Regions from separate parts of the Homo sapiens genome. Here region 2 is linked to region 1. A link is an interaction called in ENCODE POLR2A ChIA-PET data of the cell type or tissue named here. Cell type or tissue: OCI-LY7. All regions are shown on one strand. Links, peaks and the distances in the headings refer to the core of each region. The heading gives the core; the rest is flanking DNA.

The links. Peaks named below come from ENCODE experiments on the same cell type or tissue, not always from the same donor. Only the 100,000 strongest peaks of a DNase experiment are listed, where the experiment ranks them.
Region 2: POLR2A ChIA-PET joins it to region 1 with 5 read pairs; 3 of 35 experiments call an interaction of 5 or more read pairs at or near these places.

What each region holds. Positions count from the first base shown.
Region 1 is chr1:9,225,540-9,228,553 of GRCh38, forward strand. No RefSeq gene overlaps it. Among named protein-coding and RNA genes, the nearest start is that of H6PD, 7.7 kb to the right of the region's middle. In OCI-LY7, for the core only: no CTCF peak of the experiment used is centred there; no DNase peak of the experiment used is centred there.
Region 2 is chr1:9,565,402-9,568,415 of GRCh38, forward strand. SLC25A33 (solute carrier family 25 member 33) reads left to right here. Exons shown (of 7, transcript NM_032315.3): 3 at 1,883-1,960. Among named protein-coding and RNA genes, the nearest start is that of TMEM201, 22 kb to the right of the region's middle. In OCI-LY7, for the core only: no CTCF peak of the experiment used is centred there; no DNase peak of the experiment used is centred there; H3K27ac peaks cover 844 bases.

The DNA of each region.
Region 1 (3,014 bases), core at 361-2,860:
TGATGCAGCTTTTGCTGGTGCAGAGATGTCTGGGGTGGCTGCCAGCACTTTTATCTTCTCATTTTATCTGCCAGCCAAGAGCTTCTCCCTGCCTTTGCCTCTTGAAGCTTAAGGCAAGAAACATCGACCTTGAGTACAGGAGCTTCCCTCTTCATTACTCAAGGTCCCCTGTCCTGGTTCATATCCAGGCCAGCTGCTCCCCAGTCTCCTCTCTTCTCTTCCCTCGACTCTCCTTCCCCCAGGCAGCCTCAAAACAAAATCTGGGGCTTTTTTCTCCTGAGATCCCGCTCAGGAAGTAGTAGCACTGATAGTTTGTCCCTTTTCCCCAGGGGCACCAACAGATTGTGGCCAAGCTGAAGTCCCTTGGAGCCTCTGCAGAGCGAAGGAGACTCCAGCACCTGGACTCGGTGGCTCAGGCTCCCTAGCTTACACCACGTGCATTTGACAAACAGTTTTTGAGGGCCTGTTATTTGCCAGGCATTGGTCTTCCAGGGTCTACCTTCTGGACCAGGGAGGCACTTTGGGCATACCATGTTGCACGTCTATGCAAGCCACAGCTCTTGGAGCATACCACGGAACAGCCTGCATTGTTGGGCTGTCCCCGTGGACAATGGGATATCCACATGCAAACGAAGGGAGTTGGACCCCCTACCTCACATCATTTACAAAAACTAACTAAAGATGATCAAAAACCTAAATGCAAGTGCCAAAACCACTGAACTCTTAGAAGAAGAAAATGCAAGCATAAATCTCCATGATTTTGCTTGGATTGGGCAAAGCCTTTACTAGCTATGACACCAAAAGCACAAGCAACAAAAATCAATAGATGGCTGGGTGCCGTGGCTCATACCTGCAATCCCAGCACTTTGGGAGGCCGAGGCAGGTGGATCACTTGAGGTCAGGAGTTCCAGACCAGCCTGACCAACATGATGAGACCCCATCTCTACTAAAAATACAAAAATTATCTGGGTGTGGTGGCACATGCCTGTAATCCCAGCTACTTGGGAGGCTGAGGCAGGAGAATCATTTGAACCCAGGAGGTAGAGGTTGCAGTGAGCCAAGATCATGCCATTACACTCCAGCCTGGGCAACAAGAGTGAAAGTCCATCTCAAAAATAAATAAATAGATACACTGAACATCATCAGGATTAAACAAAAATCAATAGATACGCTGAACATCATGGGGGTTAAACACTTAAGCTTTAAAGGACACCATCAAGAAAGTGAAAAGACAATGCACAGAATGGGAGAAAATTTTTGCAAATCATACATTTGGTAAGCGATTTGTATCTAGAATGTATAAACAACTCTAACAACACAATTAAAAAAGACAAAAATAAAAACCCTGAAAAATGTGGGCAGGTGCAGTGGCTCACACCTGTAATCCCAGCACTTTGGGAAGCCGAGGTGGGTGGATCACTTGAGCTCAGGTGTTCCAGATCACCCTGGGCAACATGGCGAAATCCCATCTCTACAAAAAATAGAAAAATCAGCCAGGTGTGGTGGCACGCACCTGAGGTCCCAGCTACCATGGAGGCTGAGGTGGGAGGATGGCTTGAGCCCCCTTGGTGGCTGCCGTTGCAGCAAGTGGAGATCACACCACTGCACTTGAGCCTGGGTGACAGAGCCAGACCCTGTCTCAGACTCCTTCTCTTAAGAAAAAAAGAAAACTGGGCAAAGAATTTGACTAGATATTTCTCCAAAGAAGACACTCAATGGCCAATAAACACATGAAAGATGATCAACACCACAGGCCATCAGGGACATGAAAGCAAAATGACAATTAACTCCCACCTGACACCCACTCAGATAGCTATAATAAAAAAGTTGGGGCCAGGCGTGGTGGCTCACCCTGTAATCCTAGCACTTTGGGAGGCCGAGGCAGGCGGACCACTTGAGGTCGGGATTTCAAAACCAGCCTGGCCAACATGGTGAAACCCCATCTCTACTAAAAATACAAAAAAATTAGCCGGGCATGGTGGCGCACGCCTTTAATCCCAGCTACTTGGGAGGCTGTGGCAGGAGAATTGCTTGAACCTGGGAGGCAGAGGTTGCGGTGAGCCAAGATCGTGCCACTGCACTCCAGCCTGGGCGACAGAGTGAGACTCTGTCTCAAAAAAAAAAAAAAAAAAAAAAAAAGTCAGGCAATAGTAAGTGTTGGTGAGGATGTGGGGAAATTGGAACCCCTGTACACTGCTGGTGAGAACAGAGAATGGTGCTGTAACTTTGGGAAACAGTCTTGCAGTTCCTGAAAAGGCTAAACATAGAATTACCAGCTGAAGAGCCAGGCACGGTGGCTCACACCTGTAATCCCAGTACTTTGGGGGGCTGAGGCAGGTGGATAACCTGAGGTCAGGAGTTTGAGACCAGTCTGGCCAACATGGTGAAACCTTGCTTCTACTAAAAAAAAAAAAAAAAAAAATTAGCTAGGGATAGTGGCAGATGCCTGTAATCCCAGCGACTTGGGAGGCTGAGGCAGGAGAATTGCTTGAACACAGGAGGCAGAGGTTGCAGTGAGCCGAGATCTTGCCATTGCACTCCAGCCTGGGTGACAGAGCAAGACTGTCTCAAAAAAAAAGAATTACCAGCTAACCCAGTTCTTCCACTCATGGGTATACACCCAAGAAAAATGAAAACATACATCTATAGAAAAACATATACACACATATTCATAACTACATTATTCATAACAGTAAAAAGCAGAAACAACCTAAATGTTCATCAATGAATGGATCAACAAAATGTGGTGTATATCCATAAAATTAAATATGATTTAGCAATGAAAAGGAACGAAGCAGCCAGGTGAAGTGGCTCACGCCTATAATCCCAGCACTTTGGGAGGCTGAGGCAAGCAGATCACTTGACACCAGGAGTTCAAGACCAGCCTGGCAAGCATGACAAGACCCTGTCTCTACTAAAAATACAAAAATTAACTGGGCATGGTGGCGTATGCCTGTAATCCCAGCTACTCAGGAGGCTGAGGGCTGAGAATCAGCCCGGGAGGCGGAGGTTGC
Region 2 (3,014 bases), core at 205-2,704, 340 kb after region 1:
GCTACTTGGTAGGCTGAGGCAGGAGAATGGCATGAACCTGGGAGGCGGAGCTTGCAGTGAGCTGAGATCATGCCACTGCACTCCAGCCTGGGCAACAGAGCGAGACTCTGTCTCAGAAAAAAAAAAGGTTACAATGGTAGATTTTCTATTATGTGTATGTCATCACAAAAAAAAAAGTTTAAAATTAAAGCAGTTGGCTGGGTGCATTGGCTCACGCCTATAATCCCAGCACTTTGGGAGGCCAAGGCAGGCGGATCATCAGGTCGGGAGATTGAGACCATCCTGGCTAATGCAGTGAAACCCCGTCTTTACTAAAAATACAAAAAATTAGCCGGGCGTGGTGGCGGGTGCCTGTAGTCCCAGCTGCTCGGGGGGCTGAGGCAGGAGAATGGTGTGAACCTGGGAGGCGGAGCTTGCAGTGAGCCAAGATTGCACCACTGCATTCCAGCCTGGGTGACAGAGTGAGACTCTGTCTCAAAAAAAAAAAAACAAAGAAAAGAAAATGAAAAACGAAAAGCAGTCACGGTATAATCTTTGGACTTGAGATACTAGGCTTTGGTTTTAAATAACCGTCATCCGTCCATGAAAATTATTAGTTTTCTATTCCTTAAATTCTGCCCTCCCCCGCCAACTTTTTTTTTGTTTTTAATTTTTGAGACAAGGGGTCTCTTTCTGTCGCTAAAGCTGGAGTGCAGTGGCATGATCATGGCTCACTGCAGCCTTGACCTCCCAGGCTAAGTGATCCTCTTACCTCAGCCTCCTGAGTAGCTGGGACCACAGGCACACACCACCACACCTGGCTAATATTTTTCATTTTTTGTATAGATGGGGTTTATACTGTGTTGCTCAGGCTGGTCTGGAACTCCTGGGTTCAAGTGATCCTCCTACCTGGACCTCCCAAAATGCTGGGATTACAGGTATGAGCACTGAGCTGGCTCTATTCTTTATATCCCTGTATAAGATTCTACTACATTAGGTAAAGATCTAGAAGATAGGATTGTTAGAAGCAGTAAATCCAAAAGAAATCTCTGAACCTGTTTCTCAGTGAATCTTATTATGATGAGGAAATTATTCCCTGTGTGGCACCCTCTGCCAGATACTCATCCTGCTTTCACAGGATTTCATTGTATAGTACAGACTCTGCACAGCTTCCTCCTGTGTTGGGCCGGGTGTGGTGGCTCATGCCTGTAATCCCAGCACTTTGTGAGGCTGAGGCGGGCAGATCACCTGAGGTGAGGAGTTCAAGACCAGCCTGACCAGCATGGAGAAACCCCATCTCTACTAAAAATATAAAGTTAGCTGAGCGTGGTGGTGCATGCCTTTAATCCCAGTTACTCGGGAGGCTGAGGTAGGAGAAACGCTTCAACCTGGGGGGCGGAAGTTGCAGTGAGCCGAGATCACGCCATTGCACTCCAGCCTGGGCAACAAGAGTGAAACTCCGTCTAAATAATAATAATAAATAAATAAAAATACAAAATTAGCTGGGTGTGGTGGTGAGTGCCTGTAATCCCAGCTACTTGGGAGGCTGAGGCAGGAGAATTGCTAGAACCCAGGAGGCAGAGGTTCCAGTGAGCCGAGATCATGTTACTGCACTCCAGCCTGGGCAACAGAGCGAGACTCCATCTCAAAAAGAAAAAAAAAAGGGAGAGAAAGAAAATATGTCTAACTGATGCTTTTTGAGGCATGTTTTTTCACTGTGCTAATGATAGCAGTATTCTACAGCCTTCCGATTCTGTATTGTAACCAAATCAGATAAGAGTCGAGCTTGACATCTCTCAAACATTTTATTCTCTCAAGGAACTAATGAGAAGGTTGACTCTTTATCATTTTTAATAGGCCTTGCCTGAGGGGTTTTAAAGGTTTGTCTTTTCTTATTATTCAGGTCGATCTTGGAGAAAGAGGGACCAAAGTCACTTTTTAGAGGCTTGGGTCCAAATTTGGTTGGAGTTGCACCATCAAGGTAAGCATTAAACTTTCCAGCTAGCTCATGCTAAGCAGTATGGAATTCTGGGTCCTTTCTTACCAAAGGGTGATGCTGCTGAATGACCAGTGTCTTTTTCTATGTTGGATTTGCCTAAATATAGCGGACATAGCAAATAGTCATTGAGAATGCTAGGCGTGTCTTCAGTGTGTGAAAGAAAGGATTCTACTTACTGTATTCTTTATATTCTTAAGTGTGAAAATTAATCTGCTATCATTACTGTAATGTACTTTAAGTGTTTGCTACTCTAAGTATGGCATGTGGCCAGCAGCATTAGTATTGTATGAGAGCTTGTTATAAACACACAATCCCAGGGCACATCCCAGACCTACATCAGAATCTGCATTTTAACAGAACCCCCAGGTGACTCCAACGCAGTTAGAAACACTGATCCAGAGGAATTGTAAAGGCTTTTAACTTCACTTTCTGTAAAATGACATCCTCATATCTTTGCAGGGCTTCTCCTGAAAGCCTGTTTGAAATATACAGAACTGTACTGTCCCAGTACATAAGGGTAGTCACTGGCCACATGGAGCAGTTTAAATGTAAATTAATCAGAATTAAAGGTTCAGTTGCTCAGTCTTCATGTTTCAAGCACTCAATCTCCACATGCAGCTAATGGCTACTGTATTGAAGAGCAGAGATACAGGGCATCCTATCTTGGCAGAAAGTTCTCTTGGATAGATAGGATAGAGAGGATAACAGTGTATGATTGTAAAAGTAACAGAGACAGATAGAGAATAGCATATCTGGAAAGTAGATTAAAAACTGCTTCCAGGCCGGCTGTGGTGGCTCACCTGTGTAATCCCAGCACTTTGGGAGGCTGAGGCAGGTGGATCACCAGAGGTCAGGAATTGGAGACCAGCCTGGCCAACTTGGCGAAACCCCATCTCTACTAAAAATGAAAAATCAGCCAGGCATGGTGGCAGGCACCTGTAATCCCACCTACTCTGGAGGCTGAGGCAGGAGAATTGCTTGAACCCAGTGGGAGGCAGAGGTTGCAGTGAGCTGAGATCATGCCGCTTCACTGCAG